7 separate regions of the Homo sapiens genome follow, and all the other regions are linked to region 7. The links are chromatin loops, found by intact Hi-C in ENCODE. Cell type or tissue: dorsolateral prefrontal cortex. All regions are shown on one strand. Region 1 overlaps MARCHF1 (membrane associated ring-CH-type finger 1). Region 2 overlaps MARCHF1 (membrane associated ring-CH-type finger 1). Region 3 has its middle 5.9 kb from the start of SMIM31. Region 4 holds the start of MARCHF1 (membrane associated ring-CH-type finger 1). Region 5 overlaps MARCHF1 (membrane associated ring-CH-type finger 1). Region 6 overlaps MARCHF1 (membrane associated ring-CH-type finger 1). Region 7 overlaps MARCHF1 (membrane associated ring-CH-type finger 1).

The links. Peaks named below come from ENCODE experiments on the same cell type or tissue, not always from the same donor. Only the 100,000 strongest peaks of a DNase experiment are listed, where the experiment ranks them.
Region 1: it touches region 7 in a loop (10-fold over the local background); 28 of 110 quality-filtered maps call a loop at or near these places.
Region 2: it touches region 7 in a loop (4-fold over the local background); 51 of 110 quality-filtered maps call a loop at or near these places.
Region 3: it touches region 7 in a loop (7-fold over the local background); 80 of 110 quality-filtered maps call a loop at or near these places.
Region 4: it touches region 7 in a loop (9-fold over the local background); 7 of 110 quality-filtered maps call a loop at or near these places.
Region 5: a loop joins it to region 7, with 7 times the contacts of the local background. A loop is called at or near these places in 30 of 110 quality-filtered maps.
Region 6: it touches region 7 in a loop (4-fold over the local background); 5 of 110 quality-filtered maps call a loop at or near these places.

The regions. Positions count from the first base shown.
Region 1 is chr4:164,010,444-164,014,443 of GRCh38, reverse strand. The region is part of intron 2 of MARCHF1 (membrane associated ring-CH-type finger 1); the gene reads left to right. Among named protein-coding and RNA genes, the nearest start is that of MARCHF1, 370 kb to the left of the region's middle. In dorsolateral prefrontal cortex, a CTCF peak has its summit at 1,582 (motif pointing right); no DNase peak of the experiment used is centred here.
Region 2 is chr4:163,675,964-163,679,963 of GRCh38, reverse strand. All of the region lies in intron 5 of MARCHF1 (membrane associated ring-CH-type finger 1), which reads left to right. The region is part of intron 1 of LOC107986325 (a long non-coding RNA gene); the gene reads right to left. Among named protein-coding and RNA genes, the nearest start is that of TMA16, 180 kb to the right of the region's middle. In dorsolateral prefrontal cortex, no CTCF peak of the experiment used is centred here; no DNase peak of the experiment used is centred here.
Region 3 is chr4:164,746,228-164,750,227 of GRCh38, reverse strand. No RefSeq gene overlaps it. Among named protein-coding and RNA genes, the nearest start is that of SMIM31, 5.9 kb to the left of the region's middle. RefSeq lists a silencer at 3,164-3,364. In dorsolateral prefrontal cortex, CTCF peaks have their summits at 1,666 (motif pointing right) and 1,671 (motif pointing right); no DNase peak of the experiment used is centred here.
Region 4 is chr4:164,381,997-164,385,996 of GRCh38, reverse strand. MARCHF1 (membrane associated ring-CH-type finger 1) reads left to right here and starts at 1,978. Exons shown (of 10, transcript NM_001394959.1): 1 at 1,978-2,127. RefSeq lists an enhancer at 2,249-2,750. In dorsolateral prefrontal cortex, CTCF peaks have their summits at 2,025 and 2,231; DNase peaks (open chromatin) are centred at 1,996 and 2,596; H3K4me3 peaks cover 2,867 bases; H3K27ac peaks cover 3,280 bases.
Region 5 is chr4:163,752,710-163,756,709 of GRCh38, reverse strand. The region is part of intron 4 of MARCHF1 (membrane associated ring-CH-type finger 1); the gene reads left to right. Among named protein-coding and RNA genes, the nearest start is that of TMA16, 260 kb to the right of the region's middle. In dorsolateral prefrontal cortex, a CTCF peak has its summit at 1,527; no DNase peak of the experiment used is centred here.
Region 6 is chr4:163,927,896-163,931,895 of GRCh38, reverse strand. The region is part of intron 3 of MARCHF1 (membrane associated ring-CH-type finger 1); the gene reads left to right. Among named protein-coding and RNA genes, the nearest start is that of TMA16, 440 kb to the right of the region's middle. In dorsolateral prefrontal cortex, a CTCF peak has its summit at 1,608; no DNase peak of the experiment used is centred here.
Region 7 is chr4:163,553,276-163,557,275 of GRCh38, reverse strand. The region is part of intron 8 of MARCHF1 (membrane associated ring-CH-type finger 1); the gene reads left to right. Among named protein-coding and RNA genes, the nearest start is that of TMA16, 61 kb to the right of the region's middle. In dorsolateral prefrontal cortex, CTCF peaks have their summits at 918, 2,022 and 2,222 (motif pointing left); no DNase peak of the experiment used is centred here; H3K27ac peaks cover 333 bases.

The sequences.
Region 1 (4,000 bases), 460 kb before region 7:
TCCTGTAATATGTTGTTATTTCTTGCTTTCTATTTTTATGTATCTATTATAAGTTTTTGTTTTATGGTTACCATAAGGCTTGCAAATAACATTTTATACAAATTAGTTTGAACCGATAACAGCTTAACTCTAATTACAAAGAAAGGGAAAAAAGCAAACAAAGAGAAAACTAAAAACCTCTACACTTTTTTATTCCACCCTGTCCTCATTTTTTTGACTTTCTGCTTTCTCTCTTTACTTTTTTTTTTTTTTTGAGATGCAGTCTCACTCTGTCTCCAGGCTGGAGTGCAGTGATGCGATCTCGGGTCACTGCAACCTCTGCCTCCTGGGTTCAAACAATTCTCCTGCCTCAGCCTCCCAAGTAGCTGGGAGTACAGAGGTGCATCACCATGCCCAGTTAATTTTTTTTTGGTATTTTTAGTAGAGATGGGGTTTCACCATTTTGACCAGGATGGTTTTGATCTCTTGATCCACCTGCATCATGATCCACCTGCATCCTGATCCACCTGCCTTGGCCTCCCAAAGTGCTGGGATTACAGGTGTGAGCCACCACACCCGGACTCCCTTTAGCATGTCTTTTAAGGCAAGTCTGGTGTTGAGAAATTCCTCAGCTTTTGTTTGTATAGGAAAGTCTTTATTTCTAGTTTGTGTTTGAAGGATAACTTTGATTAATGTAATATTCTAGGTTGAAAGATTTTTTTTTCCATCAGCACTTTGACTTCGTCATCTCACTTCCTTGTGACCTGCACAGTTGCTGCTGCTAGAAACATCAGAACTCCTTTATATGTTATTTGCTTCTTTTCTCTTGCTGCTTTTAGGATCCTTTCTGTATCCTTGACCTTTGAGAGTTTATTACATGCCTTGAGGTAGTCTTATTTGGGTTAAATTTATTGGATTTTTAAAATCTTCTTGTACTTGGCTACTCATATCTTTCCCAAGTTTTTGAAGATTTTCTGTTATTATTTCTTTGAATAAACTTTCTCTTTCCATCCTCCTTAAGGCCAATAACGCCTATATTTGTCCTTTTGAGGCTATTTTCTAGATTTTTTTAGGCATTCTTTATTCTCCTTCTATCCTTTTTTCTTTTTTCTCCTCTAATTGTGTATATTGATATAACCTATCTTTGAGCTCATTAATTCTTTCTTGCTTGATCAGTGCTGCAGTTGAGCAACTCTGATGCATTTTTATGTTTCTCAATTGTATTTCTAAGCTCCAGAATGCCTGCTTGAGTTTTTTAATGATTTCAATCACTTTGTTAAATTTTTGTGATAGAATTTTTAATTCCTTCTTTGTGTTATCTTGAAATTTATTGAACTTCCTCAATACAACAATTTTGAATCCCCTGTCTGAAAGATCACATATCTCCATCACTTCAGTATTGGTTGCTAGTGCCTTCTTTTGTGTGTTTGGTGAGGTCATGTTTTCCTGAGTGTTCTTGGTGCTTGAGGGCATTCACTGATGTCTGGGCATGGAAGACTTATATATTTAAACTAATCTTCACAGTCTGGGCTTGTTTATATGCACCCTTGAGAGGGCTTTTTACAAATTCCAAGGGGAGTGAGTATTGTGACCAAAGCCTGTGGTCACGGCAACTGTTTCGCACTAGGGGGCTCCATAAGCTCAGGAATGGTGCAAATCCTGTCGCCTCCTATAGACACTGCCTTGGTGAACTTGGGTAAGATAAGGGAGAATTCCCTGGGTCACCAGGCAAAGTCTCTCACTTTCTTTTCCCCAATCAAAAGGAGTCTCTCTTGGCCCTGGGCTATCTGAAATTGGGGAAAGGGGTGATGTGGACACTCTCATATCCACCATAGCTGGCACTGTTCAGGGTCACATCCAAATTTTTACAGAGCAGCAAAATACTGGGACTCACCCAAAGCCTGTGGCCACAATTGCCTGGCTGCTGCTGCTGCTGCTATTTACTCAAAGCCCAAGACCACTTTAGTCAGCAGTTGGTTAATTCAGCTGGGTCCTTCTTATCAAGGCAATGGAATCCCTTCTGACCAAAGGTAGATCTATAAGCACCATCCAGGAGCAAAGACCTGGAATCTGGGGTTTCAGGAATCTTCCTGATGCTTCATTTTACTTAGGCTCAGGTGGCACCCAAGTTGCAAGATACAGTCTTCTGTACTCACCTTCTGTCAAGCAGAAGGAATCTTTACTGAGGCTACAGTGCCTGGAGTTGTAGGAGGGGTGACACTGGCATTCATTTGGACACCACAGTTGGTGTTGCACCCCAAGTTCCCTGCCTACAAAACCAGTGCAGCAACAGGACTTGCCCTAGGACTGTGATCCTTGTGTCCTGACTGCCACTTAAATTTATTCTGGGACCCAGGCCAATTTCGTCAGCTAGTGGTGAAGCTAGCTACGACTGAGGTTTTTCCTGCTGGTGTAAGAAATTTCCCTCTGGCCCAGGGCTGGTCTAGATGTGCTCCCTCCGTGAGCACTCTCAGAATTCTGCCCTGTGCTGTGTTCTGCTGTGACAAGGCAGAAGTGAGTTCCAATATAGTGCTCCACACTCACTTTGCTCTCCCTCCCCACAAAACACATTTCCTCCCCATCTGTGCTGCCTGGAGTTAGGGTAGGTGAGGTGTAGGCAATGCAAGAGTGTCTTACCTACTCTCTTCAATACCTCTTTCCTCGATATTATGTTCAAACCAGGTACTGTGATACCTCACATGACTTTTTGATTCCTATTGAAGGTGCTATTCTTAGTTTTTTGGGGGAACCTTCATACTGACTCTGTAATAGCTGTACTAATTTACATTCTCACCAACAGTGTATAAGTGTTTTCCATTCCCCACATCTTGCCAGCATCTGTTATTAACTGTTTCTTTGATATAAGCCATTGTAACTGGGATGAGATGATATTTGTATCTCATTTTCGTTCTCACTTGTGTTTCTCTGATGGTTATTGATGTTGAGCTTTTTTAAATATACCTATTGGCCATGTATATGTTTCTTTTGCAGAAATGTGTGTTCAGATCTTTTGCCCAGTTTTTAATTGAGTTACTTTTTTGTCTGTTGAGTTGTCTGAGCTTTTCATTATATTATGGTTATTAACAACTTGTCAGGTATACAGTTTGCAAACATTTTCTTAACATCTGCGGGTTGTCTCTTCAGTTTGTTGATTGTATCCTTTGCTGTGCAGAAGCTTTTTAGCTTGATATGATCTCATTTGTCAATTTTTGGTTCTATTGCCTGTGCTTTCGAGGTCTTACACAAAATATCTTTGCCCACACCAATGTCCAGGAGTCTGTTCCCAAAGATTTTTTTTTCTAGTAGCTTCATAGTTTCAGGTTTTAGATTTAAATCTTCCATCCATTTTTATTTGAATTTGGGGCGTGGTTCGAGAATAGGGGTCTAGTTTTATTTTCCTGAATGTCATTATCCAGGTTTTTATTAGCATCATTTATTGAAGAGACTTTGCTTTCACCATTGCATATTTTTGGCAACTTTGTTAAAAATGAGTTGGCTGTAAATTTGTGGATTTATATCTGGGTTTTCCATTCTGTTCTATTGGTCTATGTGTCTGTTTTTATGCCAGTATCATGCTGTGGTTACTACAGCTTTGTAGTAAATTTTGAAGGCAGATACTATGATGTTTCCAAGTTTGTTATTTTTGCTCTGGATTGCTTTGGCTATTTGGTGTCTTTTGTGCTTGATATAAATTTTAAGATTTTTTTTCTATTTCTGTGAATGATAACATTGGTATTCTGATGGGGATTGCATTTAATCTGTAGATTGCTTTGGGTAGTATTATCATTTTAAAAATATTAATTCTTCTAAATCATGAGCATGAAATATCTTTTCATATTTTTGTGTCTTAAGTTTCTTTCATTAATGTTTTATAATTTACCTTGTATAGGTCTTTCATTTCTTTAAGTTTATTTCTAGGTATTTTATTTTGTCTGTAGGTAATATAAATGGGATATATGTATCTTTTCCTGATTGATTGCCACTGCAATATAGAAATGTTTCTGATTTTATTGTTTATTTT
Region 2 (4,000 bases), 120 kb before region 7:
GATAGTTAACAGGCAATTGCAGCTGGCCCAAGTAAAACATGGAAGTTTAAGAAGCGGAGATAAAGGCCGGGCGCGGTGGCTCACCCCTGTAATCCCAGCACTTTGGGAGGCCGAGGCGGGCGGATCACGAGGTCAGGAGATCGAGACCACGGTGAAACCCCGTCTCTACTAAAAATACAAAAAATTAGCCGGGCGTGGTGGTGGGCGCCCGTAGTCCCAGCTACTCGGGAGGCTGAGGCAGGAGAATGGCGTGAACCCGGGAGGCGGAGCTTGCAGTGAGTCTAGACTGTGCCACTGCACTCCAGCCTGGGCAACAGAGCGAGACTCCATCTCAAAAAAAAAAAAAAGAATTGGAGATAAATATGAGATATTCTTTAAAACAGCAGTCCCCAACCTTTTATCGTTGCCAGGCTGTGACTCAGAGGTCAGGGACCCCTGCTTTAAAAGGTCACTTATGTAAGGAGTTGAAGACTCTGGAGTTTGAGGAGTAGACAGGAGAGAAGACTAAGATGATGTTCAGATTTCTGTCTTTATTACCGGGATGAAGATGTGGGGCCACGTGCTGCCATCTACTGCTAAAAAAGCGTTAAGTGGCAGTAGGCTCTAGACAGGGTGATCTGGCAATAGGAAAAAAATGGACGCAGAACATACTCAGAGATTTTCTTCTGGAAAAGAATCAAACAGAGGTGTCTTCCTATCTGGTAGAATATTCCTGAAAAATCTAGTGATCTGTTGAGATCCATACCACCAGTTCAAACATGAGGTCCAGAAATTCCCATTTCAGATTCTGCCAAAACATTCTAGCAGGAAAGGAAACAATTTCAACCTCTCCTCTTTCAACGGATTTGGATGTTTTGAGAGCCAAATACTACACATAATGATTTATGGCCACAACTTACAACTCCACTGGATGCTTCATCCCTCTTGCCCAAATCCCGTACCATGATGACAAATGCAAATGCCCAAAGTATACATCTCGTTAGTTCATGCATTCATTTTTGGGAAATCAGGGCAGGTATGGAAATGAAATGTTGCTTAAAACCATCAAATAAAATTATTTTATCTACAAGGAGCTGCTATTACACCTAGTGAAATTACTGTGGTTGTCTAGCTGACCAAACAACCTGATAAATAAAACTGTTAATATGTGGATAAACAGTGAGGCAGGAACTTAAATTTTGTTAAAGCTCCATAATTCCAAGAATCCAATACTGAGAAAGAAAATGTAGAAAAATACAAGGTATTCCTGAAAGCATCAAGTAAATCCCAAAGAGACACAGGCAATGAAGAGAACAGTATTCAATGCACTACTGTCAGCTTTATGCCACATAACTCACACAAATAGCTTATTTTCTGTCCAGAAAATGCTCCAGGATAGTAGAGGAGATATACTGAATGTTTATTCTAAAATTACCTAGTGTGAGATTTAAGACATTTGTTTCCTTAAAGGAGTCTGCCTGACATTTGAACTTCCTTATAAAATTACATTAAATATGTATCAGCTTAGAGGGCCTACCAAAAAAGAATAATGCATTTTCAATTTAGTCTTGGTTACACTTGACCTGTTTTAAAGTGCTCCTCTAATGAAATGGAAGCTATACCAAAATTAATTCTATGCAAGAGGCAGAACAGATTCTGTGTTATTTAATCATAATGTATACCATCCACTTTCCTGGGCATAGAAACAACACTGAGATGGCGATTGCTTTAACCTGGCAGGCCTGATAACATTGTCATCATAATCAAAATGAAGTTCAAGTGTTTTCCTGACCTGAATCTAACACCCATGTTTTAGTATAAGAAATAGGGAAGAACAGAGAATCAAGGAATTCCATCTGTGGCAGTTTTAGCTTATAGTTGCACTGATAATTCTGTATCAAGGGCAATTGAGCTAAGAAGGAAGAGTCCAGAACACAATCTTCTTCATTACCATCACCAATTTATCTGCTAAATTCTAGGCACCATTCTTGGAATTTTTCATATGAATTCACTCATGAATGAATTCATCCTTCCAACCTTGCTAAGTTGTTAAGAAACTATACTTTTACAGATGAGGAATCTGAGGCCAGAAGAGTTGTAAAATTACACAACTGGCAAGTTGGAAATCTGGGATTCCAAAGCTACATCTTTTCCTCTGCCATGCTGCCTAATTTAGTAATATGTTGGCATGTAGTGTGTGTCCAGCACTCTGCTGGAGTTTAAATGTGCGAGAGGTAGAAAGTCGTAGTCCTCAATAGGGCTTTTACACTAGTGGGAGAGACTGACAAAGATGAGTAGAGATATAAACAAAATAATATCACATGATGTAAAGTGTTGCTGAAAAATAAAATGTTGGCACAGAGAAGTATGGGGAAAAATAGGCATCTTTGTTTGTTTGTTGGTATTAAATATAGCATGAATTGACAAGACTTCTCTAGGGAAGAGATATTTTAAAGAGAAATGTGTTTATTGCTTACAAAAGCACTAAACATGGAGAAAGCTGTTGTAGCAGGGGACAGTAAACTCAGTACACTCCAAGATTCCAAGGCAAGAAGGAGCTTGGTGTCTTCCAAGCTGGTACCATGGAAGGCCAGTTTGGTGAAAACTTGATATATAAAGGGAGAGAGAGGAATGAAGTAAGATGGGAATAAATGATGACCAAATCACACAGAGACTTGCAGAACCTTCTGGATTTTATTCTGATAACGGGGGAAGCTATAGAATTTCCGTAGGGAAATGACATGATCTAATTTACATCTTTAAAATTTTGCTCTAGTTTCTGTGTGGAGAATAAATTGCTTATTTTTTGTCTGCTTGATCACAGTTTCTGACAGGAGTGTATAAAATCTCAAACGACAATTGTTAACCTACCTATTTCTCCCTGAAAGGTTTTGATTTATATGTTTTGAGCTTGTATTATAGGCACATAAATTCTTATGTCATGCCTTCTTTTTCTATTTTTTCTTTTTTCAGTACATAACATCAGTGTTTTCTCATGTGATATTTTTGCCTTAAATTCTATTTTCTTCTATTTTAAAATCACTACCCTGGCTTTTTTGTGGTTAATATTTTCCTTTTTTGTTGTCAAATCTTTTTTAATCCAATCTGAGTGTCTATATCTGTTTTATTTAATTATATATGAACTTAATTTTTTCTCTCTTGCTTTTTGTCTTTTATTTTGTTTCCTTTAATAGACCTAGTTGAGTTCTTATTTTATTTATTATTTCTTTTTGGGACAGGGTCTCACCTTGTCACCTAGGGAGTGCAGTGATGCCAACATAGCTCATCGTAACCTCAAATTCCTGGGCTCAAGCCATCCTCCAGCCTCAGCCTCCCAAGTAGCTGGGACTGCAGTAATTTGCCACCATGCCCTGCCAATTTTTTAATTAGTTATTTATTTTGTAGAAGTAAGGTCTTGCTATGTTGCCGCAGCTGGCCTTGAACTCTTGGCCTCCAGCAATCCTCTTGCTTTAGCCTCCCAAAGTGCTTGGATTACATGCATGACCTACTATGCACAGCCTCTTATGACTTTAAACCTATACATTATCTTCTTGCTGTTATGCTGCTTGATCTCAGCTGAAGAACCATAGTATGTTTTCTTAATCTTCTGATTTTTTTTTTTTTTTTGAGACAGAGTTTTGCTCTTGTTGCCCAGGCTGGAGTGCAATGGCGCAACCTCGGCTCACTGCAACATCCGCCTCCCGCGTTCAAGGGATTCTCCTGCCTCAGCCTCCCTAGTACCTGGGATTACAGGTGCCTGCCACCACGCCCAGCTAATTTTTTTTTTTTTTTTTTTTTTGTATTTTTAGTAGAGATGGGGTTACACCATTTTGGTCAGGCTGTAGAACTCCTGACCTCAGGTGATCCACCCACCTCGGCCTCCCAAAGTGCTGAGATTTCAGACATGAACCACCACACCCGGCCAATCTTCTGATTTCTGACATAGATTGAGTAGAAATATAAACTAAATAATATCACATGAAGTAAAGTGTTGCTGAAAAACAAAATGTTGGCACAGAGA
Region 3 (4,000 bases), 1.2 Mb before region 7:
AGGAGGAGAATTATTAAATAAAACCTATTGTGAGCGAGATCCAGTGCTGAAGGAGGAAGAGAAGAACAGGGGGATATTATTTTCAGGCTAATAGAAATGGTGAGATTTTTAGGTTCATAAGGAGAAAAAGAAAGGTAATTAGGGGAAGTGGGATTAGTTAGAGGGGTCTCCATTGCCATTAGGGAGGATTGAACCAGACCCATTTTGATTTGGCGTGCCAGTTTCTGAGGATCTCACCACGTATGAGGGTGGTCTCTGACGTGGACATCTTTTCTCTGTGGTTTTTATTGTCAGCATTCACACGAAGTTTCAGGCTTCTAGTGGGCACCCAGACAGGGGATTGATGATCTCCTGGTGAAACACAAGCATACCCTCTTCCCCACATTATAATTGTTCCAGGTTCCCAGGTGTTGGTTTGGGAGTTTTAAGAGTTATGTGAAATATTAATTTCAGCCCCCCATTGTGCCAGCAAATCTCTACCCAAAGATTAATGGGGATTGGTGTGATATACGGCTGAATTGTACCCTTTTGACCATCAGGGCCAGTGCAAGGCAAGATAAATGTGCTCCGGTGAACTTCATCAGTTTTTCCAATCCCTGCTAGTCCCATGTTAGTGGGATGTTTAAGCCAGGAGGAAGGCCATAAATTAGAGGAAATAATAGAAACATCAGCCCCAGTATCTACTAGACTCTCATACTTTTTTCCTTGAATGTGTATGATGCAGGTGGGCCATTGTTTAGAAATTACATTAATCCAATAAGTGGCTTTTTTTTTTTTTTTTTTTTTTTTGCCACCGGAGCCCATCCCAGGGCCCCATGTCTTATCTCCTTTGTTTAAAACAATATTAGGTAGTAAAAGTAATTGAGCTTACTGGCCAGAATGGAAACAGGAATCTTGGCAGACACCGTAAGTTTAATCTCATCAGAGGAATCAGAATTAATGAGACCAGTATGAACTATGATACCTTTAGCGGAGGTGGATGCCCTACCTAACATCAGGCCCACCGAACCTTGAGGTAAAGGGCCAGTGACCCCCGTGGGGACAATTAAAGGCAAAGAATTAGGTAGTAAATTTAGAGGAATGGTATACAGAGGTCGACCGCCCCGCGCCCTACTGTGGAGGTGGACAAGCATTGTACTGAGACAGAAGAAGAGGCTGGGACCCATCTGGGTTGGCTGTAGGTAAATTTGTTTGTGCTGGGGGCTGCGTTGGGACCCCTTGAAGCGGAAACGCAACACTGGTCTGAGTCTGAGGTGTCCCGTTTGATATTGGGGCCAGGGATTGGCCCTGCTTCCTGTTTCCCTGGTTCTGTGGCAGGGGGTTTCCATCTATATCAGACTTAGAGTGGCCAGTGTTTACCTTTATGCATGTATAATCTAATATGTAAAAATATTCTGCTTTTTTTAGCCGAGTATTTTTTAGCACAAATAGTAGATTATCACATTTTTTTTGTATTTGATTTTTGCGTTTGATACATCTTGGAGATCGTTCTAAGACATAAAGCCTATAAATAATTATGAGTGCTTGTTCTTTCAAATGCCATAGTAAAATGTTTTTCCCTGTGCTGTAGTTGCTTGCTTTTATTTTAATAGGAAAATATTATTAAATATCACATTAAAGTCAAAAATATTCTAAAAGTTGTTAACATAGACCACTAGATGGTGCTGTCATCACAAAGAAATAAAACGTGCATTGTTTTAAAAACAATTTGGCCATCTAAGGAAAAAAATCCAACTACTATAGAATTGTATAAAACAAAAAGTAACAGCTGGGTTTCTAAGTTCTGTGTCCCAAAAATAGTCACTAATAATTGAGATTTTTCTCTTCCCACTTATTTTATCTATACTGTTTGTGTGTGTGTGTGTTTATGCTCTTTTATAAAATGTATCTAATACTGTACATTGCTATTTTGAAACTTGTTTTTCTAGAAACCTAATATATGATGGAGTTCTTTCCATGTCAGTACATACACATTGATTTCATTCTCCAATGAAATTTGGTAAATAAATTATTTTAAATTATCTGAATGTTATAAAATGTGCTATAATTTCTTTCATCTCTAACATTAGGTATTTAGGTTGTATATGGGTTTTTGCTTGTACAAACAATGATGCAGAAACCATCCTTGTACATTTATTATGGTGCACTGGCTATAGACATCTCTGTTGGACATGATTTTCTTTCAGAACTTTAAAGGCATGATCTTCTATTGATTAAAGCTGCAGCATTGCTGTGGAGTAAATATGCCATTTGGATTTCTGATTCCATTCAAATTCTTTGAATTTGATATGTTCACTTTCTATTTACACTCCTCCTCTCCTTCTCCACTTTAATAATTGTTTATTCACTCCTACAGCTCTTAACACTCTTGAGGAAAGTCCCCATTGCCATTCCTTTTTCCCAAACACTGTTTGGACCTCCAGCGAGCCCTTTTCATCTGAAAACTTAGGTCCTTCCAGTTTGGAAAATGTCCTTGTATTGGTTCTTTGATAGCTTCTTCCCTTCTATATTCGATTTCCTCTTTCAAGAACTCCTATTATCCATATGATCTACCTCCTAGAGTCTCTGTTTTCAAAAAACATTTTTTCCCTTTTATTTTTTCTTTGTCTTTTCATTCTATTCCTGCATTTTATCCTCAATTTTATTTGTCAACCCTTCAAATGGCTTCTTATTTCTTCTTAAGTCATGTCCTTAATTTATTAAAGCATTCCCACTTTCTGCCCGGCCGCCCCTACTGGGAAGTGAGGAGCCCCTCTGCCCGGCCAGCCGCCCCATCCGGGAGGGAGGTGGGGGGGTCAGCCCCCCGCCTGGCCAGCCGCCCCGTCTTGGAGGGAGGTGGGGGGGTCAGCCCCCCGCCCGGCCAGCCGCCCCGTCCGGGAGGTGAGGGGCGCCTCTGCCCGGCCGACCCTACTGGGAAGTGAGGAGCCCCTCTGCCCAGCCACCACCCCGTCTGGGAGGTGTGACCAACAGCTCATTGAGAACGGGCCAGGATGACAATGGCGGCTTTGTGGAATAGAAAGGCGGGAAAGGTGGGGAAAAGATTGAGAAATCGGATGGTTGCCGTGTCTGTGTAGAAAGAAGTAGACATGGGAGACTTTTCATTTTGTTCTGTACTAAGAAAACTTCTTCTGCCTTGGGATCCTGTTGATCTGTGACCTTACCCCCAACCCTGTGCTCTCTGAAACATGTGCTGTGACCACTCAGGGTTAAATGGATTAAGGGCGGTGCAAGATGTGCTTTGTTAAACAGATGCTCGTTAAGAGTCATCACCACTCCCTAATCTCAAGTACCCAGGGACACAAACACTGCGGAAGGCCGCAGGGTCCTCTGCCTAGGAAAACCAGAGACCTTTGTTCACTTGTTTATCTGCTGACCTTCCCTCCACTATTGTCCTATGACCCTGCCAAATCCCCCTCTGTGAGAAACACCCAAGAATTATCAATAAAAAATAAATAAATTAAAAAAAAAAAAAAAAGCATTCCCACTTTTCAGCAGGGTCACCAGCTCTCCTGGTTTGCCTGGGACTAAGGGTTTTCCTGGAATATGGGACTCTCAGCTAAAACTGAGATAGTTCTGGGCAAACGGGGATGGTTGGCCACTCTACCCCTGGATATTCTTTGTTGGTAGCAACTTTTCCTTTTTTCTTGCTTGAAATATTGTTTTATCCTCAAGCTTGTTAACTATAGGTTTTTTAACAGTCTTTGTTTTTTCTCAGTATCATGCAATACGTTGACTCTGCTTTCTTTGAGTTCTTTTGATTTACTTAGTCTCTCCTTTCATGCTGGAGACTGTACAAATGTCTTGTGATTTGTAACTGGCTAATCATATTTAAGAGTGCTGACTGGAGGCACTTCAAGAGTAGCAGGGCTCATCAGCTGCTGGGTTTTACTCTAGGGGGATTTGAGAGGAACCTAGGCATAAGATTGTGAGATTACCAAATGTTAATCTAGAGCTCTTTTTTCTTGGACTCATCGATTTCCAGTTTCCCCATAGAGAAAGC
Region 4 (4,000 bases), 830 kb before region 7:
TTTAATTTTTATAGGTACATAGTGGGTATATATATTTATAGGATACATGAAATATTTTGATACAGGCATACCGTGTGTAATATTCACATCAGGGAAAATGGGGTATCATTGCCTCAAGAATTTATCATTTCTTTGTGTTATAAGCATTTCAATTATACTTTCAGTTATTTGAAAATATACAATAAATTGTTGTTGACTGTAGTCACTGTTGTGCTATCAAATACTAGATCTTCTTCATTCTATCTATCTATATTTTTGTACAGCCTCTGGTAACCATCACTTGAATCGCTATCTCTGTGAGTTCAGGTGTTTTAATTTTTAGCTCCCACAAATGAGTGAGAACATGCAAAGTCGGTCTTTTTTGTGCTCAGCTTATTTCACTTAAGGTAATGACCTCCAGTTCCTTCATGTTGTTGCAAATGACAGGATCTTATTCTCTTTTATGGCTGAATATTACTCCATTGTGTATATGTGCCATTATTTTCTTTATCCATTACACTGATAGTTTATTTTTTAAAATAATTTCTGATGCTGCTTTTTCATACTTATTACTTTTTCCTCAGAAAAGTCCCATTGGATTTCACAATTTCACAATGCAATAAGAAGCCTATCTGATAGTGAGTAGCCTTTAAATTGTTGTTGTTATTATTTTATTGAGTCCTCTTTGTATTTACAAAGATTAAGGAGTTTCTAACCGTATCTACACTTGTAATAAATGTTATTCTTAGTCTTCACACTTGTAAAGGATAATGGTGATGAATGCAGCGGCAGAGGCTGCACGTTCCCACCCAGCACTCTCACTGAAGACTGCCTAATCAGCACTGGCTGCTGGTACTTTTCTCTGCAAGCTTAGTCTCTTCCAGGAATGACAGGTGGTAGGTAATCCTGGGAACTCAAGAGCCTCCTTGAAGCTTGGACTGATTAGAGCACAAACCATGAGCTGTTGAAATCTGGTCCCTGAACAGGAGAGTTTTTGACATGAAGCTGCTCTAGATTGCTGTAGGGCTGGGTCTCAGATCTGGTGTATCTGCCTGTTTCCATGAAAAGAGCGGAATCTTCAAAAATACTCAGGCTGTTTGTCTATTCCTCTAATAAAACTTCTATTGATGTTATATAGAATCTTGAGCAAAAGATTTGGCATCGCACCTTTTATGAGTTTCAATAAACCTTGTGATTTAAATAGTTTCATCATTGATGACAGTCTTTGGGTGAGGCCACAAGAGAGTCGCTTCTCGAGTGTCCATTAGTATATGGTGGGAAGACAGGAGGTCAATACTAAGGCTAGGAGTGAATTGCTACTGGTGCCTTCTTGCCTCAGACCAGCGGTCTTTTCGGTGTTCATGTCATAGATTGTTGAGGTCCCCTCGTTGTTTAATGTTTTGCCTCAGACTCCCGCCTGTAAACAGTACACATCTTTCTCCCTCACTTTAGCTGCTCATCATTTAAGCTGTCATTGGTCAGACATCCTAAACTTTCTCATTGTGACTAGGGCTCTGAGGGTTCCAGGGGTTCTAATTATTATCGTGGCTGCAGTGTAGGTGTCCATCACCGAGATGGGGCACCTGAGCTACTGAGCAGCCAGAAAAAAACTTTCTCCTTATCCTTGGCATCTGCCATCAGTTTAAGTACTGATTTAGGAATCTTTACGGCAAAGAAGAGGCTCTTCATCCCCGGCCCCATCCCCACCGCGCCCACCCGGCCCACATACACCCTCGGAGCCTGCTTTCCGCAGACTCCCCTATGTCCTGTCCTTGACTCCAGTTAACCTGGAGATGCTAGTTCTGGGAACTCCTAGAGGCTCTGTTGCCTCCTCCGCCTGCTCTGCGTTCCCCGCGTGAGCGCTGGATTATTCCAGTCTTTGAGCATGGCAGATTTCCACTGGATGACATCATGGGAGCCCAGTGAATGCCGGCTCAGAGAGGGGGACGGAGAAGGGGAGGGGGAGCAGAGGAGGGGAGAGGACTGGGGAGCCGAGCCAGAGCCGGGCTGCCTGCCACCCGGCTGCTCGTCCGCTAGCTGGGGAGGAGCGCTCCACCCGCAACTGACAAAGGATGGGAGAATGCCCGCGCCCCGGGATGCCGGCCGCACGCAGCCTGGCGGCCGCCTGAGCTACTTCACCCTCCGCCGGTAAGTGACTGCAAACATCATTCATTCAATCAGCCTCACTGGGAGCCCCTTCTCTCCGGCTGGTAGTCCTGGGCGGCTTGTCCCTGATCCCGAGCGGGGCTTGGCACAGCATCAGCCCTGGAGGGCAGGCAGCAGGTGCCTTTGCCTGGTGGGTCCACTGGGGAGCGTGGCTGGGGTTCGCGGCGGGTGCTGCCACCCAACCTGCGGGCGGCGGGCTCGCCCAGTAGGCGCCTCTCTGGTGAGAGGAGGCGGCTCCAGCCCGCAGCCTGGGGTAGTTGCTACTATTGGCCCCCAGCGCCCGCTCTGCGCGCGCGCCGTTTCTGGCGGATCCCCAGTGCGCGGCGCGCTGTTTACACCGGCGTGGTACTAGTCACGGAGCCGCACCCCTCGGAAAGCGCGGAGTCGATGACAGCCACTTCACAGGCTCACGCGCTCCTAGTGTGGGCTTGAAGGGGACGGGGACCGATTACCAAAGGAGAGCGCTGAGTACGGAAGACACAGGGCAGCCTTTGTCTTGGGTTTAGCGCTGATGCGCTCAACCCTGAGTCGGGTTCACTGCAACTGTTGTGTCCGATTTCGGTTCCCTGCAACCGCCCTCCTGGGCGAGAGATGTCATTGTGTTCCTGCGGCCAGCGGGACTGAGAGCTGGGACTTAAGACGCCAGGAGGGTCCTGCGCTCACGGGTGAGTGTCGCAGTTATCCAGGTGCTGAGGGAGTTTCTGGAGCTCCAGGAAGTGGAGTGACCAGTCGAGGCAGAGAGACGCCCAAGTTTTATCCCCAAATGGTGTGAGGGAAATGGCAAAGTTAAGGGAGACTCACTCTCGCTCTTTTCTCTGGTTTCTGAAGCGCTGATTTTGGAGATTTGTGACAGGTGAATGGAATCAGAGGCATGGCCAATATGTAGTTAGAGAGCCTCACGTTTTCCTGGCAATTCTTATTGTTATTCAGTAGTTCCAGAAAAGATTTGCTTGCTAAACATTTTTGAGATCAAAATGTTTTCTATTATAGAGCTCTGTGGGTTTGACGAAAAAAGATTCTGAACCTGCTCAGGTACCTTAGTTTAGAGTTGTCTCGCCTATAAGTGCTATATAGCCAACATGCCAACACCCAACCCCCTGGCTTTTTGCTTGGCGGACACAGGTTTTATTGATGAATTCCTTGTTTAGGAGGTTCAATTTTCAGATCACAAGGAAGCGGTGGTACCTATCAGAACATCTGTTTCTAATGTCAATGTGTTTACAAAAGGAATATCTCGTGAAAAAGATGGAAAGAAGTGAAAGTTTGCTACTTTGGGGGTTCAGTGACTTTTTCTGTTTTCATCCACTACAATCGAAAATATTTAAACTTTAAATAGTAATTTTGTATGTATGAATTTAATGTATATTAAATGTAAATAATCCTTGAACATTAAGGAGATTCTTGGTATACCAGTTTGGTATCCCAGCATCTAACATAATGCTATGGTATAAGAAAGCAACAATCACAATAATAATTCAAAGGGTTATTTTATTTTTCTTGAAAGAGGCTAATTTTTCTTCAGATGATTTTTTTTCTTTAAAGATAGATGATTCTAATGAAGCTTTTCTGAAACAGGATTGAAATAATTTTTCTTAGTGATTGCTCTTTTGATAAAGTTTGAGTCTTTTCAGAACAGATTTGATAGAAAATTATTGGAATAATCAATGTGGTGGAAGTTAAAAAGAAACTGGGTGAGATAATACAGGGAGGCTTTACTAAATATGAATGGTGGGACTATCAGAAGGTGCTGTGTCAGTTTTGATTTTGGAAAAGCTCATTGTAGCTTTTACATGCGTATCTCTACTGGGAAGTGCATAATTATATGTCTGATTATGTCACGCTATGTTGAGAGACC
Region 5 (4,000 bases), 200 kb before region 7:
AATTAGAGTCCCAAATATTGTTTTTCTCCTGCTCATTTTCTTTGTCTTTTCCTTTTTTTTTTTTTTTTTTTTTTTTTTGAGACAGAGTCTCGCTCTGTCGCCCAGGCTGGAGTACAGTGGCGCTATCTCGGCTCACTGCAACCTCTGCCTCCTGGTTCAAGTGATTCTCCTGCCTCAGCATCCCTAGTAGCTGGGACTACAGGCACGTGCCACCACGCCCAGCTAATAATTTGTATTTTTTTTTTAATAGAGACAGGGTTTCACCGTGTTGGCCAGGATAGTCTCGATCTCCTGACCTTGTGATCCACCCACCTCGGCCTCCCAAAGTGCTGGGATTACAGGCATGAGCCACCATGCCTGGCCTTCTGCTCATTTTCTTAACTGACTTCCTTCTGTACCCATGATCTCTCTATACTGGTGTAGTAGATAGTGCCCTGGAGTAAGAATTAAACAAATAGGATTACATTCTGGCTCCAGCTCTATAACTTTGGACAAAGTATTTTTCTACTTTGTGTCTCAATGTTCAACCTTGTACGTGGGCTTCTGTGATGGTCTAAACAGAAACTGTATGTGAAAGTATCAAAGTTACTATGTCTGTTAAGTAGTATTTGAGTTGCTTTGAAAAAGTCACAAATATCCTTAAAATGACAAGCATTTAGAAAGCTTAGGCAATTGCTGCATACACAGGGCAAGGTCAAATTATATAATAGAATAAAATATATTTCACTGCTTATTAGAGGGGGTGAGATTGGCACCAGTATATCTGTGAATTGTAGGTAAAGCCCAGTAATTTGAGTTCAACTGATAATTCAACATTGGTAATATCGCTTACTTCCCTAGGAAGACAAAGTTCATGTACACCTTTACATAGTTGTCTATATGTTCCAGGGGATCTCTCATTTAGCACCAGTGTTATTGAGCTTGCTCAGTTTTCTGTCAAAAATTTATATTCTTTGCTGTCTCTGTTATTATAACAAAAATACAGCATGGCTTCCATACTTATTTTGGTGATCTTCTTTTTCTTTTCAGATGTCCAGTAGTTCAAGGTTCAACTTTGGATCTTTTTCCTTCAGGAAAAAAAAAAAAAAGGGATCTTTGCCCTTTGGTTTACTTTTTATCTTTTCCTGCATGATCTGTCCAAAATGTTAGTGTCATACCCAACAAGACAGTTGTCTTCACTGCTGGGGTTAAGTTTGAAATTAAATTTACAGAGAAAACTAAGAGCCCTGGTATTATTAGGGATTCAACATGCAACATCTCTTAAGTTGATGTTTGCCAACTATAATATTTTAGGTAGGCTGGCAGAGTAGGCTTTACCTGCTATGAGAAATCTCCATCACCAGCCTCATGATGTGGTGTACTTTAAAAAGAAGGACAAAAAGTTTATTAGCTGTGGTATACGACTTCCTGTGTGCTATAAGCTAATCAGTAGGGGGCAGCAATCTCCCTGTACATATTTTATTGGCTTGGAATTTAGAATACATCTAAACGGTTTGAGAAATGTCTGTACCTTTCTTAACAGCAACACTATTGACATACTGGACAAGATAATTATTTGCTGTGAGGGGCTATCTTTGCATTGTAGATACTTAGCAGTATCTCCTGCCTCTGCCAACTAGGTGGCACCACCACCACACCCCTACTAAGATAGGAAAACTAAAAATGTCTTCAGACATTGCCGAATGTCCCCTTGGGGGCAAAATCATCCCTAGGAAAATCATTAGTCTAAAACTTAAATGGATAGTGAGACTAGGGGCAAAATTGCAGTTCATCCGTTGAATCTTTGCCGTCTCCTTTCTGCTTCCTTCTCCCCTCTTCATTCTCCCCTCAAGACTGCTTCCTTTTCTATTTGCCTTCAGGGTCCCGTGTTTTAACTTACTTTGTCTGTCCTTCTGTTATTAAAACCTAATCTCAATGCTTTTGAACTCTTTTTCCTGTGTAAGTGTAAAGTGATATTTTTGCACTTTATCTAAAAAAAAAAGAGTCTTTAACAGGTTTAAATCAAATCAATAAAATTTTAATTGTGGAATTTTAGGTGTTGAGGCTTAGCGTGGTCTTGGATTTAGGTGATGGGAAGAATGGATGGTGCAAAAAAAGATTGATTTAACTTTCTCCCCAACAAATCTCTAGAATGCAACCAGTAATCTGAGTAATCTACATCTTATCAGCTTTTCATTATTACGGAGGTCATATTATCAGTAATAACTAATTTATTCACTGACATATGATCCCATCTGAAGAATCCAGGATGTCTATTCTTGCAAATTTCACCCTATGTAATAGGTATTTGTTGTTTTCACTTCCAATTTTTATTCTATTATCTTCCAGTAATAGCTACAGATTTCATTTTGAATAAACTCCTCTTCCATTATTGGTTCAAGTGATCTGAAAGGGGAGAAGCCCCTTCTAGCTGAAGGTCTGATGCCCACAACACAAATATAATCCAATAAGAGTGGAGATTTTGGCTTATAGGGATAGAGGAAAGCTTTTGTTCTTGCTCGGCTTGAACCAAGAGTAATATAAGTTTGGAGCTATTGCAGCTATCTGGGATCTAAGAATGAAATCACACATGGAAGAGAACAAAGCTTAGCAACAAGGAGGGCCATCTATTCCTGATAACAATGTTGACCTTCCAAAAGCAACCCAACACTGGGCCTTTCAGTCATGAGTCAATGAATTCTTTTTCATCCCTTGCAACCAAGAGTCTTACTGAACTGAAACATTTAGTTATTTCTGGTAGTCCTTTGAGGTATCTCTTGTTTGCTCACAAACAATCTTTTCCTCTGCTCCAGGTCCCCTAAGTGATGTCTGCTCTTCTGCCGCTATTGCTGTTCATTCTGGAATTGACACAATAATGCCAGTGTTTATGCCAAAGGTGATATTGCTCAGTGTTCCCAAGCCAGCAAACACCCATCCTAACAACATTGCCTTCTCTAGAGTCTTGGTGTGTTGTAACTATAGTAGAATAAGAAGAAAACTACCTTGCTTGCTCTTTGTCTATTGTCACAAATATTCTTTTGAATATTAAAACAGTGTTACTTTTTCTTACAGGGACCCTAATAGAAATACTTCTTTCAGCTCCCGTCTTTAGGTCCAGCCATGATATTAATGAACTAGTAAGGCTCAGAGTTTAAGGGTTTGGTCTTGTCTAGGCTTTCTCTCACCCCCCATCCCAGGTTTCTCAGGCTATTTATGACAATATCTTCTCTCCTACAGACAACTTTCCATGACAATGGAGCTGTGGTGATTAAAAAAATAGAAAAAAGAGAGAATAAATAGCACATTGTTCTTCAAAAAGCAGACACTAAAATTGGGCATAATAGTACTTTTAACATTGTTTAAAATACATATTCATTATCTTTATTAATTGTTCCTTACAGTAAAACCATTTGGAGTAGTCTTTTTTCATAAAATATTCTTCATGAAGCAAAAATAATAATAATAATAGAAAAAAAAGCAATCGTAGGTTCAGGAAAAGGCATTTCCTGGAACATTAAATAACTAAAATGCTAAATTTGAAATTTTTAAAACCTCATAGTATCCTAATCCAGAAAGAAACCTAAGGGATCATCTAGTTCAAATAAGTCATTTTATTTTATTTTGTTATTTTATTTTGTTATTTTATTAAATAACGAGTAGATGCAGAAGAATATCCATGAAATATGGGTATATGTGTGTGTTCAAAAGAATACATGGTAACAAAGCCTCATATACCATTCTGTTGAAGAAAATTGCCATTAAGTGTGCATACCTTCAGTGTTACTGGCAATGAAAATTTATTTTGCAAAGTAGTTGTAAAAATTTAAATTTTCCCTAGCAGGGTACTAGTGATAGCAATGCATTCTTGCCAAGATTTGATGTTGTCGAACTCTAGTTTTCAACAACATAGTGGGAATAGGATGACAGCTATGAATTTGGATTCTATTTTATAATAACAAATGAAGTTGAATAGCTTCAAACATTTATCAAACATTTGTGATTTTTCTTCTTTGATTACCTA
Region 6 (4,000 bases), 370 kb before region 7:
ATTTCAAGGAATTCGCTGATACCATTATGGAGATTTGGTAAATCCAAAATTGATGAGGTAGGCCAGTGTGCTGTAGACTGAGGGAGAGGTTTTAGTTCAGTTTGCAAGTGTGTCTTCTTGGAAGAATTCTTTTTCAGGAAACATCTGTCATTGGTGTATTTAAGCCTTCAACTGATTGGATAAACCCCACCCCCACATTAGGAAAGCAATCTGTTATATTCACCATTGTTTTAGTCTTTTGGGTTGCTCTAACAAATACCATAGCCTGGTAGCTTATAAACAACGGAAATGTATTTCTTTCTGGAAGCTGAGAAGTCCAAGATTTAGGGACTAGTATATTCAGTGTTTGATGAGGCCCCATTTTCTCAAAGACAACCATATTCTCAGTGTAACTTCTCGTGGTGGAAGGGGCAAACACGCCTCCTGAGGCCTCCTTTATGAAGGCACTAATCCCATTCATCAGGGCTCTACCCTCATGATCTAAATACCTTCCAAAAAGCCCCACATACTAATGTCATCACTTTGGGGGTTAACACTTTGAACATTTGAATTTTGGGGAGATACATGCATTCAATTACAGCACCAATTTAAATGTTAATATTACCCAAAAAACACTTAGTCAGCTCAGGCTGCCATAATAAAAATACCATAGACAGGGTGACTTAAACAACAGAAATTTATTTTCTCACAGTTCTGGAGGCTAGAAGTCCAAGATTGAGGTTCCATCCAATGCAGTTTCTGGTGAGGGTTGTCTTCCTTGCTTGCACGTATCAGCCTTCTTGCTGTGTCCTCAAGTAGTGAGACAAAGAGATTTCTCTTTTCTTCTTCTTAGAAAGCCAGCAAACTTATGGGATTAGAGCCTCACTTTTTTGACCTCATTTAACCTTTGTTACCTCCTAAAGTCCCCATCTCTAGATAGTGTCACATTTGGGGTTCAGGCTTCCACATATGAATTTGAGGGCATGGCACAATTTAATTCACAGCATTCTGCACCTGCCACCCCCCAAAATATGTTACATCCCTATTTCATGCAAAGTACATTCATTTCATCCAAATAGCCCCAAAAGTCTTAACTTATTCAGCATCAACTTTAAAGTCAAGTCTCATCTTAAAAAATCATCAAAATTATCAAGATTATCAAAAATATCATCTAAATCATACAAGGATGAGTCACAGCGCTCTTTGACAATGTACCTAGTGAACCAAAACCTGTGATTTATCTAAGGCAAAATTCCTCTCCAGCTATAAACTTGTAAAAACAGACTCTGTGTTTTCAAAATATGATGGTGGAACAGGCATTGGATAGACAAACACTTCCAGAATGTTTAGAATGAAGTTTGACTGAATATCTGGGCATTATGACCCAGCCAAAGTGAGGCATAAAATTAATCATCACACCAGAAAAAAAAAAAAAAAACACCATTTTCAAAGGCCCAAACCACAAGTCCTTTTTCCAAACTCCTAAGGTAACATCCTCACCTGGACCTCATGCCTTCCCCAAAGGTCTGAGTCCCAACTCTCCTGAGGTCCTCTGTTCAATTTCTGAGGTATCAGCAATGATCTGTTGGTTCCTATTCCCCAAAGGGGTTTAATTCTAGGTCTCTGGTGCCCTCCTCTGAACTTCTAAGGTTTGAAAATATCAGTGTCTTTATTTTTGTTTTCCCACCCCAAGAAATGAGGGTTGATTCTTACAGTTACTGTCTAACTTAGTGTTCCCTGATTGCTTTTCCATTTCTGTATACCTTAAAAATACCCCATGTTAAATTCTCCATATTAAAATACTTGACAAAATTTCCATTTTATCTATTAATTCATGGCTGGTATGCCATAATCCTAGTTTGCCTGAGACAACAAATTAGCTATATATAATATAGTATATATAATATATTTATATATAATATATTATATATATATTATATATATTATATATATTATATATAATATATATAATATAAATATATAATATATTATATATATTATATATATTTCCAATATGTTTTTTATAGTGCCCTCTTTCTTTCACAAAAGTGTCTTAGTTAAACAATATATTATATTACCATGCTAGAAACAACAAACCATGCACTAGAAATCAGAATATATGGGATCTAGTCCTGCCCTGCAAAAAATGTCATGTGGCCTGGAACAAATCACTTAACCTGAGGAGTAGATGGTTATTTCTACCACATATTATAGCTCCCAAACTCTGATTTCATCGTCTGTGATACTGTCATACAATTTACCTACATTTGCTTAAATGTGTTATCATTGACATATTGATATATATACCTGGTTAGCATTAGAAGGTGCCACAGTTGGCACGATTTTTAAGCAGTGTTCTGATGAAGGGAAAAAAAATACTTAATTGGCAAAAATGAACTGTAAGAGCTTTTCTGAAAAAATTGTTAAGTCAATCTGATCACTATGGCATCAGAATTATTGCAGCAGAAAAGGATAAATATATATGATAATTTTGAGTACATACAACTGTAGATAAAAATTAGTAGCTAACCTTCATTGATTTTTTTGTTCTCTGTACAGGCACTGCTTTAAGTGCTTTGCCTATAATAATTCTATGAGGCAGCCATTATTATTGCTGCCATTTTACTGTTGAAAGACTTAGGAGGGTAAAGTAATTTGTTTGAATATGTGCAGCAAGGAAGCAGTGATCCTAAGAAATGTACCTAGTTGTCTAATTTCATAACTTCTCTACCATAATTTTAAATATCAAGATTAATGTAGCTGGATATAGAAGAAATAAAGTTACAATGAAAGTTTGATGAGAGAAAGTATCCTACTTAAGCTCTATTAAAATATTTGGATGATTCTTTTTCAGAATTATTTGTGCCTATTTTAAATCTCAAATATGTTTTGGTATAAACAATATGTTATTTTTTCTCTCTATTCAAAAGTTACAAAGCTTCTTAAATAGAAGCACATATAGGTCTCTTATTTTTTCCCCTTTGTCCCATTGGTATCTTGAGGACAATTACTACACTATAGAAAACAATAGAACAGTGAGATTTCAAAAGTTATATTAAGAAAATAATATATTTTAATTTCATTGTGGTTAAAAATTTAAAACCCAGTGAAAAGAAATTAAAAAGTTAGTCCTTAAAGTAGATTTTTACCACTCTCAGCATGTCCAATTTTCCTTGATTGTTACTTTACAAATTACTTTTTTATATTTAGTCTTTATAATATTGATACATAAATTAAATCAGAATTTTAACGTTTTGTTCAAAGGCTGCTGCAAACTTGATTGAAATGCCATTTCTATCCAGACTTTTCAATCAAAAAAGAATATAGCAACTCACCTTTCTGTCATTGTGATAATGCAGTTAAGATTGCCTCAAGTCAATTACATTCTGTCTTTGTCCTAGATTCTTCATCCATAAAGTGCAAGTCATAATACCAACTACCCTAGAGTTATAATAATTGTAAAGTCCACCTAAATGCCAAAAAGAGTCCTCTGCCACCACGCCTAGCTCTTCTTCCCTATCCATTGTCTGATTGCCTGTCCTCTTGCACTTGTTGTTCTGCTTTATCTTACATTTTTGTTTTGTCTAGCTACTGGGAGGGTAGCATCTTCAATCAAAGGCACTATGTTGATGTGTTGTTTTATTTTAATCCCTTTGGCCCAGCAGAATAATTGGCATATAGATAATACTAAGTAAATATTTATGAATAGAAAGAGTAAATCAGTGAAAAAAGAATGAGTGAGTGAAGTTGACAAAGGCACTTTCTTTCCATTTTTTCTACTGTAGAGAATTACATGAAAGAATTACATAGAGAATTTCTCAAGAGCTTGAACATCTAATTGAAGCCTTTCTAACATGAGTAAACTATATATATACCCCATTCAACATCAAATGCCTAATTCAGAAGTGGGCAATCATTAAAAAAAGAGAACTTGGATAACAAATAACAGAAAGAAAATGTACAAACTTCATTCCTTCATTTATTATACTTCATTTGGAAGAGAGAAAAAATTTTAAATCTT
Region 7 (4,000 bases):
ATTTTACACTTTCTCCCATCACCCAGTAGGATGAGAATCAACATTTGGGATTTCATCCTAAATGCTGTAAATGAGGAAATTTGGCCAGTTGTGGTTGCAAAGTCATTTTTTGATTTCCAAACATACCGAGTCCCTGAACCACAAGTTTCATTTCCCGCCTGTGGAGATTATGTATACCTCCAACCCTTCCCTGCTATCGCTATTAAATCAATTCAAGGGAGAGCAGTTTAAAGCAAGGACTTTAACTTGGAAAATGTCTCCGATTTCTTTGAGAATCCATTGAAAATCATGGACCTTTCCCCAGAAAAAAATAAATGCACACAATATTTTGTATACAATTTAAGAAATTTCTATACCCCAAAAGAATCTTCTCTTTAAAAAAAAAAAAAAATCTTCAGTTTTAGGACAAAATTCTTAAGAAACGCTGAGTCAGTATGGTGCCAAAAACAAATTCAAATGTAATATATTGAGCCAATTAATCATGCTTGATATCAAAGTACTGATAAAATGGATTTTTAGATATAGTAACTAAAACACTATTTTTTAAAGTATTATTATATCCAAAACTGGAACCAATACTTCAAGTTTCACAGGCTCTCATTTAAACTGGAGTAGAATATATGTACAAATATATATTCTGTTTTATTTATATATAAATCGTATATATATGATTTATTTCAAGTGTATATGTGGCTAAGAGACTCTCGAGAGTAAAAAAAAAAATCAACTCAATTACATTAAATACAATGTTCAGATGTGACACTGCTATTAAAGAGTGCAAATAGGATGTAAGAATTTTTTTGACCCATGAGAATAAGCATCAACAATGGATTGTCAGTAGATGAGCTTACTGTGGGTAGATACAAATAGACGGTTCCAAAAAGATTCTCTTTTTATTTGCTGCCACCCAAAGGAATATTCTAGAAAGACATTTCTAAACATACACAACAGAATTGAGAAAGGGATAGAAGCACTTATGAAATCAAAACCTATTATCTCTTATTGATGGAAAATTACACAGTTCCCTATTTTAACAACTACACAAAATTCCACAATTGGGACCCTAATATAAGCTTCATCAAAGCAGAAATCTTGGCTGTCTTCTTCCCTAGCATCCTACAACAATGTCCGATACATTGTGATGCTTTAATAATTAGCTCCTGAACGAAAAAAAATCTAATAATGTCATCTAATAATGACTGGGTAAGTCAACTCAGTGCTCTGGGCCTCAGTTTCTTCAACTAGAAAATGATGGGGTAAAATTGGGTATTTTTAAAAGCTTTTCTCTTTTAATCTTCCCAGTGTCTGTGCTTCTGCTTAGTACACGAGCACTGTCTCCTAAACGGCAAGGCTATGATCACTTAGGCACAGAGAGTGACCACAGACCTGTGCAGATTCCACGTGTGCCATAGCTGTTCACTGAAGAGGTAAGAGGCGAAGAGCCCACAACAGAAATGGGCTTCCAGGGAAAACATCATCAATGGCAGTGTCATCCAAGAGTCCGCTCGGCAAGGGTTTCAACCTCTGGGGAAGAGAGACTATGCCACTGTGAAATGTAACCCAATTATTCCTTTTGTTTTCTTTATGAAGCCACAATCCATAATTAAGTATCCTCATGGACACAGCTCAGTAGATTTTCTGCTGGTTCAACATGCCTGAAGCAGTAATATACTGACTTCTCTTTCAGAATGTGTGATAAAATATCTTTCACCATAACCTCCGAGAGAAAACAGACAACCAAGTATTGATTCAATATTTTTAAAGGAACTTTGTTTAAATGCATCTATTAATTAAACTTTCAAGTAATTTGTGTTCTTACATGGTGATATTAATCAACTCAGATTTAGGTGAGTTTTTTGGGGGGATATGGAAGGAGGTGAAAGTATATTCACTCTGTGAAAAACCGTCAGATATTACAATGCCACTCTAAAATATGTCCCTGAACTTTTCCTTCCTTAGGGAAGTAATTGTCAAAGTTCAGCATATATAAAAATCTCTCGGAGTGCCTGCCAGGAATGCAGATTCCTAGGCCACACCCCCAGATATAAATCTGGAACAAAGCTTAGGAATTTGCAATTTTAACTTTTATCCCAACAGTTCCACTGCAAATGTGCCTAAATCCCACATATTATATCTACCCTCAGGACAGATATACAAACATTTTTCCATTTCTCTTTTTTCCATTCATATCATCATTATGCGTGATATCATTACTCCCTCTAGTGGATGATTTTACTCAGCACCTTTTTTTCTATATTACAAATATCTTGCTTAAAACTTTTAGGAAATCCCATCTGTCATGAAAATCTTGAAAGAAACCAGTGAGAGATCAAGACAAGGTTTATAAGAAAAATTATTTTGGTAATCTAACATTGGGCTCATATATATTTACATATGCATGTAATAAGTAATGTGCATATATTTTGTAGAGAAATTCTTAATCATCATTTAGTTGACTGAACATAAAATGGCTTATCTGTTTTATAAAAATAATTTGGTAGCTTTGAATTTACTGGTCACACTATTTTTAGAATATTTATGCCTGGTTTACTTCCCTGTTTACTATGTGCTAACTAGATTATCTCATATAATTCCAGCAAACTCTATACAAGAGACACTGTTGTCATCCTGATTTTACCAATGAGAAAACTGAGGCATTAGGAGGTTAGGTTACTTGACCCAAGCCAGACAGGGGTCTCTGACCCAAGTCTCCCTAACCCAGGAGTCTGAGTTCTTAGTTGCTTCGCTCCAAGCCTCTCTGACCATGTGGCTTCTAGCCTGTTCGACCTAACTACCACATTGTACTCCTCTCCCTCCACACCACCCCAGGCCTCCTGCTCCTACCCCAGCTCTCTCTGCTCTCCATTGTTCTTTCCAACACCTTCTATGTTCCCTTGGCCTCTGACTCTACTAATACCTTTGCATTTGGACAATTTCTCATCTGGCAGTTGTTAACACCTCTCTCATGCATCCAGCAGCACCACTGAGTCACAATTCTTAGTGGCGTATTCCTCACATTGTAAACTAACGTGACAAGCATATCAGTACAATATATATCTCTTACTATTACTTTAAATAAATGCACCTTTTTCTAAAGCCTTAAAAATGATATTTCAACCATGCTTGGATTTATAAGTTGCATTTTCCCTGCTATCACACCTCTATTTTTTACTCAACTGGTGTGTCTCAAGTACTAGTCTAAATACTGCAAAGCAATGTGAGCCCTTCTTGGTAAAATACTGTATCAGCTAACCCCAAAAATGTTTTTGAAAAGTAAAAGAGTCTTCATGTATAGAAATCCAAGTGAATTAGCTTTTGAGGAAAAGAGCCATTTTTTTCATGTATCCATTCTTGGGTAGCTTCTTGGATTTTGCAGTCACTAAGTTTGTTAGAATAGCATCCCTGGGGCAGAGACAGCGGGACCTTTCTAGTCAGACTGCTTCTCATGTCCTGCGATGCCCACAGAAGACATAATTCTAAGCCACACACCCACGCTCATGCTTTGAGTTTATTTGGAATGTTTGAGTTCCTTTAACCTTTTGTGAAATCTGTCACCCAGAGCAGTATGTCTTTGGGAAACATGAAACCTTAAGATACCATTTTGAATTTGACAACAAGAATGAGAAGTTACTGGGGCATATATTAAAACCTATAATGATATTTGCTCCATTTCTTACAGAAATGAAGCCATCATTGTGCCATCTTTTAGCTGTTTCTACCTAGTATATGCAAAGTAACTTTTGTAATAACCCTTCTTATCTTTGTTCACATAGTTAATAAAAATAGATTGTATTTTCCTGATATGAGACATATGAGACTCAGTATTCCGAAAAACATATTTGTACTTAGAAAACAGAAGTGGGGAACAGGTGCTTTCGCTGACTTAATTCTGCCTGAACAAATCTCATCTTCATTCCTCAGAGATGTTATCAGCATGACGCATTAATCTAGACAGTAAGAACAACTGAGGTCTAATTGGATGCGGTGCTGCAAGCTCCAA